Regions from separate parts of the Homo sapiens genome. Here region 2 is linked to region 1. The links are chromatin contacts, found by Hi-C or POLR2A ChIA-PET in ENCODE. All regions are on one chromosome and are shown on one strand. Each heading gives the region's core, a stretch centred on a gene start or an enhancer-like site at or near the end of the contact. The rest is flanking DNA. Distances are from core to core; before and after follow the strand shown. Region 1 holds the start of CSE1L (chromosome segregation 1 like). Region 2 has its middle 18 kb from the start of PREX1.

Region 1 (5,218 bases), core at 817-3,316:
ATGCTCAATAAAGTTATTAAATGAATAAAGAAACAAATTAATTCCAAAACTAGAGCACTGCTCTTGCATCCATCCAATCCTGTCCCAGACCCCAACCAGCAGAAGTAATCAGAAGGGGAGAGAGACTTCCCTTGCACTGATGGTAAGAAGTGAAAGATAAAGGGTTGTAGGAGCGGAGAGACGAGGTCCATTAGGATCCTCTGAAAGCATGTCAAAAAAAAAAAAAAAAAAGAGAGAGACACACACAGAGAAAGGCCAAAGATATGACTATGTGGGCCCAAGGTGAGAAAAAGAGCAATTGGTGGAATCCAAGACTAAAGGGTCCCCTTCTGTGCCTCCAAGGAAGAATAATACTTGTGCATCTACCATGTGGCAAGCACAGGTGGGATGGCACCCACCAGGGAGAGAGAAGTAAGCAAGACAGACAAGGTCCTTGCTCTCAAACAGCTTACATTCTAGCAGTTGAGAAAGATAACAAGTAAGCAATAAGTAAGTGTTAGTAAATGCTATGAAGTAACTAAAACCAGGTGATGTTGATGGAGAGCCATGGGAGAAAGGTCCTAGACAGGTTGATTAGACAGCCTGATCAACATGGTGAAACCCCGTCTCTAATAAAAATACAAAAATTAGCCGGGTGTGGTGGCGTGTAGTCTCAGACCTGTAGTCTCAGCTATTCGGGAGGCTGAGGCAGGAGAATCGCTTGAATCCGGGAGGCGGAGGTTGCAGTGAGTCGAGATCGCGCCACTGCACTCCAGCCTGGGAGGCAGAGCGAGACTCTCTCTCTCAAAAAAAAAAAAAAAAAAAAAAAAAAAAGAAAAGAGAAAAGAAAAAGAAAAAGAAAACAAAAGAAGAGGTTGGTTAGGGGAGGCCTAAGGTGAGGGAAACTTGGGAGAGGCGGCCTGCCTTGCAAAAATGTTGGTACTTCCCCAGCAAACAAAAGGCATGTGCAAATAATTTTAAATCGGAATAACCCTGGAATATGGAAGAAACAGAAAGCCACACTGGCTAAGGAGAAAGATGGGTGGGAGAGATGAATAAACAACCGTCAGCTCCCAGGGAACCTTTGTAAACCACGGTAAATAACTCAGCGCATCCTCAAAGCCACTTTCCGAGGTAGATTCTGTTATTAACCCCATTTTGCAGCTAAGGAAATGGAGGCTCAGTGAGATGAGGTGACCAGCCTCAAGTTACACCCCTAACGAGAGGCTACGTCTGGAATGAACCCAGGCGATCTAATTCCAAAGTCTATGCTCCGAACCACCACAGCACAGCGTTTCTCCCAAAACGAGGGAACCCTCCCCCAACCCGCGTTACAGGGGATTTCTATGTCCCGGGTGTACCGACTAGAATTCTCACAAACAATTCAGCAAAGTGAGATCACGATGCCCGTTTTACAGTCAGGGATACAAGTACAGAGGTTAGAGAAGGGTGAGTTCGGGGGCTTCACTAGAGTTAGGGCAAGGGACGACGCGAGGCAGCCGCAGCTCCACGCGCCCGCAGTCCCCGCCCGGGCAGGCCTCGCCGCCGCACACTCAGCTCGCGCGGCTAGCAGCCACCGTCGCAGAGAATGGACATGCGAGCGCGACCAATAAGGAGCGGCCTTCCCGAGCGGAGAGGCGGCGGCGCAGCCAATCAGCGCCGTGATGGAGAGGAAAGGGCGGGCAATCCGCAGGCTCGCGTTAGGCCGCGCCTCAGTTGCCCTCAGCCCTCACAGGCCCTGGGGTCGCCGCACCTGGGCCAGAGACCTAGGATGCCGCGAGGCGCGGCAAGCGCTCCCTAGGGAAGCCGAAGACCTTGCCTGAGCGCACCACCCGAACCCCGGGCCCACATTCCGCTCTCGCCCAGAGGCGCGGTTCTCACTCCCTAGCGCTCGTTAGTACCGGGAGCGCCTCATCCCTTCCTCAGCTGGGCCCCAAGAGCCACTCTGGTAGGCCGTGCACGCCCCGCGCCTCACCTCGTGGGGATACAGAAACGGAGGAGGGAACCCCAGCCGCGGACCGTAGCTGGCACTACCCGCTCCTGCCGCCGCTCCGCCTCACATTCAAACCCCGGCAAAATGGCGCGACAGCGAGCCTGAGGCCAGAGCGCATGAGCGAGCGGCCCGCTGCAGGGGGCGGGGCCAGGAATGCTCTGGCCCCACCCAAGTTCGAAGGGCCAATCGGGGCCCCGCTCTGTTTCTGCGCTGATCTCACAAGTGACAATGCTCTTTGGCTCTGACCATGCCAGCAGGCTTCACGGTTCTCGTTTTCCAAAGAGGAACACAGATTCAGCGAGCGGCTGCTGGCTTCTGACCCATTTTGATGTCAGGGCTTGGCACGTAGGAGGTGTTCAATGTTGATCGATCCAAGGTCGTGCACATAGGGTCTAAGACGGAAGAGAACTTCCTGCCCCTCTTGGAGCTTCTATTTTAGAGGGAGACACGGCCAGACAGGTCTCGAACTCCTGGCCTCAAGTGATCCGCACACCTTGGCCTCCCAAAATGCTGGGATTCCAGGCGTGAGCCACCGCGCCTGGCCTGGTATGTAAGTTTTGGTACTCTTATTACAGCCCACAAACCATATGGGATCTGGCCCCTGCCAGCCTGCCTGCCCTCATCACCTTCCGCTTCCCTCCTCTCCTCACCCTCACTCAGCTCCGCCACCCCACCTTCTTCCTGTTCCTCTAAGCTCCAAGCTTATTTCCACTTTAGAGCATTTATACTTGCTGTTCCCTGTGCTGGGATGTTCTAGATTCCTGAATGATTGGCTCCTTCTTTACATTTAGGTTCCAGCTCAAATGTCACCTCCACAAAAGAGGCCTATCTGAAATTGCCCACTCACCACCACCCAGCACACAAATTAGGGTTGCCAGGTTTAGCAAATAAAATGCAGGCTGCCCAGGTCAATGTAAATTTTAGAAAAAAATTTATAATTTTCTAGTATAAATACTGTGTAGGACATATTTATACTTAAAAATCATGCATTGCTTATCTGAAATTCACATTGAACTGGGTGCCCAGTGTTTGATCTGGTAAGCCTAGTTCCATGATATCATTATGGTATTTATCACTCTCCAACTAATTGTCTCTTCTTTATTTTGTTCCTCCTTCCGCTTCTCCCCTCCTAAACCCCTGCCCTCCTCCCCATCCATAACCTAAGGGATTCTATACAGCAAGGGCTTTTCTTTTTTTTTTTTTTTTTTAAAGACAGAGTCTTGCTCTGTCGCCCAGGCTGGAGGGCTGGAGTGCAGTGGTGCTGTCACAGCTCACTGCAACCTCTGCCTCCCAGGTTCAAGCAATTTTCCTGACTCAGCCCCCCAAGTTACTGGGACTACAGGTGCCCGCCACCATGCCCCGCTGATTTTTGTATTTTTAGTAGACACGGGGTTTCACCATATTGGCCAGGCTGATCTTGAACTCCTGACCTTGTGATCCGCCAGCCTTGGCCTCCCAAAGTGCTGGGATTACAGGCATGAGCCACCACGCCTGGCCAGGGCTTTTTTTTTTTTTTTTTTTTTCTTTTAAGAGGCAGGGTCTTGCTCTGTCACCCAGGCTGCAGTGCAATGGCACAATCATAGCTCATTGCAACCTCGACCTCCTAGGCTAAAGCAATCCTCCCACCTCAGCCTCCTGAGTAGCTAGGACTACAGGCACCTGCCACCACACCTGGCTAATTTTGAATTTTTTTGTAGAGATGAGCTCTCACTATGTTGCCCAGGCAAACTCCTGGCCTCAAGTGATCCTCCCACCTCCGCCTCCTAAAGCACTGGGATAGGGCTGGGCATGGTGGCTCACGCCGGTAATCCCAGTGATTTGGGAGACCGAGGCAGGCAGATCACCTGAGATTGGGAGTTTGAGACCTGACCAACATGGAGAAACCCCGTCTCTACTAAAAATACAAAATTAGCCGGGTGTGGTGGCGCACGTCTGCAATCCCAGCTACTTGGGAGGCTGAGGCAGGAGAGTCGTTTGAACCCGGGAGGCAGAGGTTGCGGTGAGCTGAGATCTTGCCATTGCACTCCAGCCTGGGCAACAAGAGCGAAACTCCATCTCAAAAAAAAAAAAAGCCCCGGGATTACAGGTGTGAGCCACCACATCTAGCCCCATATTGATGGTATTCACAGCTGTACCCCCAGCACTAGGCACACAGTAGCTGCTTAATAAATGTTTGTTGCATGTTGAATGAAATGCCATATATAAATAAGTGAAGTCCATGGAGAAAGATACATGAGTGAAAGACATTGGTGAGGCCGGGCACGGTGGCTCATGCCTGTAATCCCAGCACTTTGGAAGGCTGAGGCAGGCGGATCATGAGGTCAGGAGATCGAGACCATCCTGGCCAACATGGTAAAACCCTGTCTCTACAAAAATACAAAAATTAGCCAGATGTGGTGGCATGCGCCTGTAGTCCCAGCTACTCAGGAGGCTGAGGCAGGAGAATCGCTTGAACCTGGGAGGCAGAGGCTGCAGTGAGCCGAGATCGAGCCACTGCACTCCAGCCTGGGTGACAGCGAGACTGTGTCTTAAAAAAATAAATAAATAAATAAAATAAAAATAAAAATAAACCATGATGGTCAGAAGACGGTGGAACATTTTAAAAAAAAACAAAGACATTGGTGAAAAAGATGTATTTTTACTATTGCAGCAATAGTACCAGTAATCACCAGTAATCATTTTAATCGTTCTAATCTGCATTTTTTTTTTTTTTTGAGACGGAGTCTCACACTGTTGCCCAAGCTGGAGTGCAGTGGTGCGATCTCGGCTCACTGCAAACTCCACCTCCTGGGTTCACGCCATTTTCCTGCCTCAGCCTCCCGAGCAGCTGGGACTACAGGCGCCCGCCACCATGCCCAGCTAATTTTTTGTATTCTTAGTAGAGACAGGGTTTCACCGTGTTAGCCAGGATGGTCTTGATCTCCTGACCTCATGATCCGCCCGCCTCGGCCTCCCAAAGTGCTGGGATTACAAGCGTGAGCCACCACACCCGGCCCACTAATCTACTTTAATATAATTAACATGTTCCTCTAGTCCTAGGGAGAATGAGCCTGATGACTTTACCATTTTCCACCTCTAAGAGCCAATCGCAAAGGAGGCTGGCTGGCATCTTGTGTCTGTCTAGCATCTCTACCAGTTTCTGTAGAAAACCCTCAAGCTGTGCCAAGACGATCATGTCTGGACACAGCTCTTGGTGTCACGGGGTGTCTCCTCCTACTGCCTATCGCCCTTTGCAGCCACCAGAAT
Region 2 (5,218 bases), core at 1,272-3,771, 200 kb after region 1:
TGAGACAGGGTCTTCCTCTGTTTCCCAGGCTGGAGTGCAGTGGCACAGTCAATATATCAGGCCAGGCATGGTGGCTCACGCCTGTAATCCCAGCACTTTGGGAGGCTGAGGTGGGTGGATCACCTGAGGTCAGGAGTTCGAGACCAGCCTGACCAATATGGTGAAACCCCCGTCTCTACTAAAAACACAAAAATTAGCTGAGCACAGTGGTGTGTGCCTGTAGTCCCAGCTACTCAGGAGGGTGAGGCAGGAGAATTCCTTGAATGCCAGAGGCGGAGGTTGCAGTGAGCCGAGATCCCGCCACTGAACTCCAGCCTGAGCGACAGAGCGAGACTCCAACCACCCCCCCTAAAAATGTTATATATCTATACATATAAATGTACAAGAAAAGGTCTGCAAACGTCTGCGAAGCAGCATCCCAAACTGCTGATGGTAGTTATTCTGGGGGGACTGGTGGGTGCCAGGTGGTTATCCAAAGGTATTTTAGCCTTGCAGGAGACTATACTCATGTATTACTTGTGTAATTAATAAGTAATAATAGGCCGGGTGTGGTGGCTCACATCTGTAATCCTAGCACTTTGGGAGGATGAGGCGGGCAGATTGCTTGAGACCAGGAGTTCAAGACCAGTCTGGGCAACATGGCAAAATGCTCTGTCTACAAAAAAAATATAAAAATTAGCTGGGTGTGGTAGTGTGTACCTGTGGTCTCAGCTACTCGGGAGGCTGAGGTGGGAGGATCAATTGAGCCTGAAAGGTTGAGGGTGCAGTGAGCCACAATTGTGCCACTGGACTCCAGACTGGATAACAGAACGAGAGCTTGTCTCAAAAAGAAACAAAAAAAAAAAAAAGAAAAAATGTAATGATATCGAGAAATTGGAACCCTCATATAGTGCTGGTGGAAATATAAAATGGTACAACCACTTTGGAAAACTGTTGACAATTTCTCATAAAAGTTAATCATATGACTCAGTTATCCCACTCCTAAGTATTTGCTCAGGAAAAATGAAAACCTACATCCATGCACAGACTTGGCCAATATTTATAAGTGGCTCTTTCATAATAGCCCCAAAGTGGAGACAACCCAAAAGATTCTTGCAGGATGAACACACTGTGATTTATCCACACAATGGGACACTACTCAACAATGAAAAAGAACAAGCTACTGATACGTGGAGAAATCTAAAAACATTGTTTATGTTGAGTGAAAGAAACCAGACACAAAAAAGCACATAGCACATGATTCCAATTACATGGCAGGCAAAACTAATTTATAGAAATCAGAAGGATGGGGGCTGACTGGAAGGGGACCCGGGGGAAATTTCTGGGGTGAGGGGAATGTTCTAGATCTCGATTGGAAGGGTGTACACACGGGTGTAGACATTTGTCAAAATGCATTGAGTCATATATTCCAGACATGTGCATTTCACTGCAAGTAAATTTCACCTTAGTAATAATATGAAAAAACACCACCAAAGCCTGGAAAGGAATACTCTGACAAGTTAAGAGTGTTTTATCTCTATATGGTGGAAATAGAGGCAATTTTCATTTTCTTCTATATGCTGCTCTGGGTTTTCCAAGGTTTCCGTGATGCACACACATTCCTTTACAGAGCAGAAAAGAGTTTCAAAAACAACACGGCCTATACATTATAGATAAAGCATATGTGTCTCTTTTGTGTGTCTTTTATTTATTAGTCATTTGGGGAGGGTTTGTTTTTTTTTTTTTTTTTTTTATAAGAGAAGGAAGAGGGAGGGCAGGGCAAAGAAAGGAATCCTCTCAGTTTTTTCAGAGCACTCTCAAAGGCCCCCTCCTCCATGAAGTATTCCTTGATCTCTCCCCCAAATCTCTGCCTCTGCATAACTCATCTTAACTCCACTCTGACCCAGAAGGACAGGGTGCTTTCCTATTCTCTGAGAGCCTAGAGCACAGAGCTTTGCACAAGGTGTCTTGTTGGTCTGGGATCCTAGCACTGTCTTTTTAAGAAAGCCCCAAAGCAGGCCCCGGGTGTGGGTAGGCCCCTTGCTGGTCATATTTTCCACCCACCGCTGAACCTATCCCAGGCTGATGAGGAACTGAGAGGGTGACCTCCTAGCCCCTGGAGGGTAGGAACACATACTTAGGGGACTCCCAGAGGCTTTGTAGAAACTCCTGCCTCCCCTTGAAAGGTCAAGCAGCCATCTCTGGCCTGTCCTCTCCTACTTTTGGGTTTTCTTCGCCTAGAGTGAGGCACGTGGGTGGGTGGGGGCTGCAGCCGGCTGTAGACGGGAGTGTCCAGCAGGCACATGTTGCTTCTCTCCTGGCCCTCTGGTCCCCGAGGGAGCTCTGTTAACACTCCCAGGCACCCCATCCATGGGGCTGGGAGACTGTTTGCTGGGGCCACCTTTGGCTGGGGAGCAACTGGGCCACTGGCATTGTTTCTGTCTCCAGCAACACAATAGAAGTTTTGCTGGGGTCCAGGGAGCGTCTACAAAGTGCTCTCCTTTGACCGCCAGGAGCGGCTGCCTGGCTTTTAATCTCTGGTGTGGAGTGGGCAGGGCAAGACCAAGGTGGAGACTGTTGTACTGTAGGAGGGTCGGGCTGTTTTCAAGGGGAGTGGTTGTGTGAGATGAACGAGGTGCCAGACAGCAGGATGGTGGGGGAGGAGACAGCGAGGACATCCCCATCTATTAATATAAGGTGGGCTGGGAGACCACCAAGCCAGAAGTCAAGTTCAAAAACCTGCTGGAGAAAGGAGTGAGAATGGACAGAGGATAAGACCACCTGCAAGTTCTTTCCTCTCCGCCGTGAAATTATATGCGGGATCCTCCCTTGCACTTCTCCCCTGGGCCAATCCAAGCCCCACTGCCTGCAGCCCCCTTTCTGGACATGCACCACAGCCTGTAGCTAGTCTCCTTGTTTCCTCTAGGCCAGGCTTTGATTTATTGGCTATGTGACCGTAGGCAAGTTTCTGTAATTCTCTGTGCCTCAGTTTCTTCATCAATAAAATGGGAATGATTATGGTGCTGACCTCATGGGGTCGGTGGGAGGACTTAATGAGTTAATATATACGGAATGTGCTTAGAACAATGCCTGGCACACAGTATCTACTATCAAAGTGTTAGCTGTGATCATTTTTATTATTATGGGCCATCGTCCATGCAATAGCCTGTGAGACCATTTAAAAACCTGAGTCACATCATGTTACATCCTTGTTTAAATTCCTCCCCTGGCTGCCCACTGCACTTAGCATAAAATCCACACATCACTTTTGAGGCCCTGCTGGATCTGCCTGTCTCCACATTACCACCTCACTGGCCTCCTCGCGGCTTCTGGAAAGCTCAAATTTGGTCCAGCCTTGGGGCCTTTGCACTTGCTATTTCCTCTGCCTAGAAAGCTCTTTTTTTTTTTTTTTTTTGGAAACAAGGTCTTGCTTTGTCACCCAGGCTGGAGTGTAGTGGCACAGTCACGGCTCATTACAACCTCAGCCTCCTGGGCTCAAGTGATCCTTCCACCTCAGCCTCCAGAGTAGCTGGGACTAAAGGCATGGACCATCACACCTGGCTAATTTTTTTGTATGTTGTAGAGACACTTTTCGTCATGTTGCCCAGGCTGGTCACAAACTCCTGGCCCCAAGCAATCTTCCTGCCTTGGCCTCCCAAAGTGCTGAGATTACAGCGTGAGCCACTGCGCCCAGCCTAGAAAACTCTTCTCATGCTTTGCAGAGTTGGTTTTGGCTGTGCATTTAGATCTCAGCTTATTTATTACCTGCCTATGGAAGCCTCCCCTGATCACCTTATCTAGGTGTGTGCCTCCCTGTATTTTTCTATGAGAACATCCTGTTTATTTCTTAGCTGCTGTCAGTTATGGGTTAATTGTTTAATATCTCCCTCTAACCGGAAATATAAGCTTCACGAGGGATGGAACTTTGTCTTAGTCACTGTGTTATCCCCTACATCTTGCATAATGCCCAGTGCATAGAGGAGCTTAGTAAATGAGAGTTCGTTACATGAATGAATAAAGGAATGGAAAAAAGACTTGAGGATCACTCATGAGAGAAATCACATAGATGGCGATGCCATTTATCTAGTGAATAAAAGTCTTTTGGGGAATGTGGCAGATAATTGATTCAAGTTGGGACACATTTTTAAAGTGCTTGTAGGACTGCTTGGGAAGATGTCCATTAAACATCCCACGTAGGTCTGGAGTGATGTGAGAAAGAAGGTTATAGCTGGAGTCATGTTTCTGGAAGTTTTACCATACAAGCAGTATATCCATCAAGATGACTTTTGCTATAAGTAAATGAAGACTGAACCCAATGTGTTTTATGCAATGTGTCCTGAGATAGGACAGTCCCAGGGTTGGGTAATTCGGCTCAAGAGCAGCATTGAGGATCCAGGTTCCTTGCATCTTTCCATCTACCATGATGGCACGGTCTCCGTTCGTGGGTCCAAGTTGGCTGCCATAGCCCCTAGACATCGTGCTGTCACAACAACATCCACAAGCCACAAGAGCAGAACAAGTCACTTTCCTTTCCTGTATCTTGTTTTGAGAGGGAAGAAGACCTTCCCTGAAGCCTCCAGCAGATTTCCATCAAGTCTTATTGGTTAGAAATGAGTCACATGCCTCTTCATGATTGGCTGAATTTCATTAAGATCTGCCTGCTGGGGGTGAGGAGGGTTCATTCTCTCCAGAAGCATATGGTGGCCAAACTTGGGGTTTCAATAGGGAGAAGGGGAAAATGTTGCTGGTTTGCAACCAATGGTGTCTTCAATGGGTGTAGAAGATAGAGTCTGAGCACATATCTGCTGCCAGAGAAGGCCAGTAGAACATGGCCGTGCAAGGGAATGGGGGGTACAGGGTATCCCAAATATTTCCTGCAAAAAGCATGTTTTAAGAAGGAGAGAAATATCACTGTGCTGAGTGCTACTGAATAATTGAATATGATAAGGATGGAGACACAGCTACTAGATTTTTTTTTGAGACAGGGTCTTGCTGTGTTGCCCAGGCTGGAGTGCAGTGGTGCAATCACAGTTCACTGCAGCCTCGACCTCCCAGACTCAAGTGAGGTTTCTACCTCAGCCTCTCAAGTAGCTGGGACTAGTGTTGCATGCCACCATGCCTGGCTAACTTTTTTTAAATTAATTTTTTAGATAATATGTTGCCCAGGCTGGTCTTGAACTCCTGGCCTCAAGCAATCTTCCTGCCTTGGCCTCCCAAAGTGCTGGGATTACAGGTATGA

What was found. Hi-C counts contacts between places; a loop is a spot of excess contacts on that map. ChIA-PET counts read pairs that join two places held with the same protein, here RNA polymerase II (POLR2A). Pooled maps may share reads with other maps.
Region 2: a loop to region 1 is called in a pooled map, with 4 times the contacts of the local background. The contact joins the enhancer-like site here to the promoter of CSE1L in region 1. A Hi-C loop is called at or near these places in 2 of 37 single-sample maps with no recorded cell type and 2 of 50 pooled maps. POLR2A ChIA-PET finds 5 or more read pairs at or near these places in 5 of 52 experiments (PC-9, RWPE1, activated CD4-positive, alpha-beta T cell and 2 more).

What each region holds. Positions count from the first base shown.
Region 1 is chr20:49,043,160-49,048,377 of GRCh38, reverse strand. It overlaps CSE1L (chromosome segregation 1 like), which reads right to left and starts at 2,066. Exons shown (of 25, transcript NM_001316.4): 1 at 1,955-2,066. CSE1L-DT (CSE1L divergent transcript) reads left to right here and starts at 2,322. Exons shown (of 2, transcript NR_110625.1): 1 at 2,322-2,518. RefSeq lists enhancers at 1,068-1,708, 1,674-1,743, 2,294-2,443.
Region 2 is chr20:48,843,879-48,849,096 of GRCh38, reverse strand. It overlaps a transcript of PREX1 not described here. Among named protein-coding and RNA genes, the nearest start is that of PREX1, 18 kb to the right of the region's middle. RefSeq lists an enhancer at 2,104-2,383. Within about 2 kb of position 2,521, at least 5 of the 41 ENCODE cell types and tissues checked have a DNase peak (open chromatin) inside an H3K27ac peak, as active enhancers do.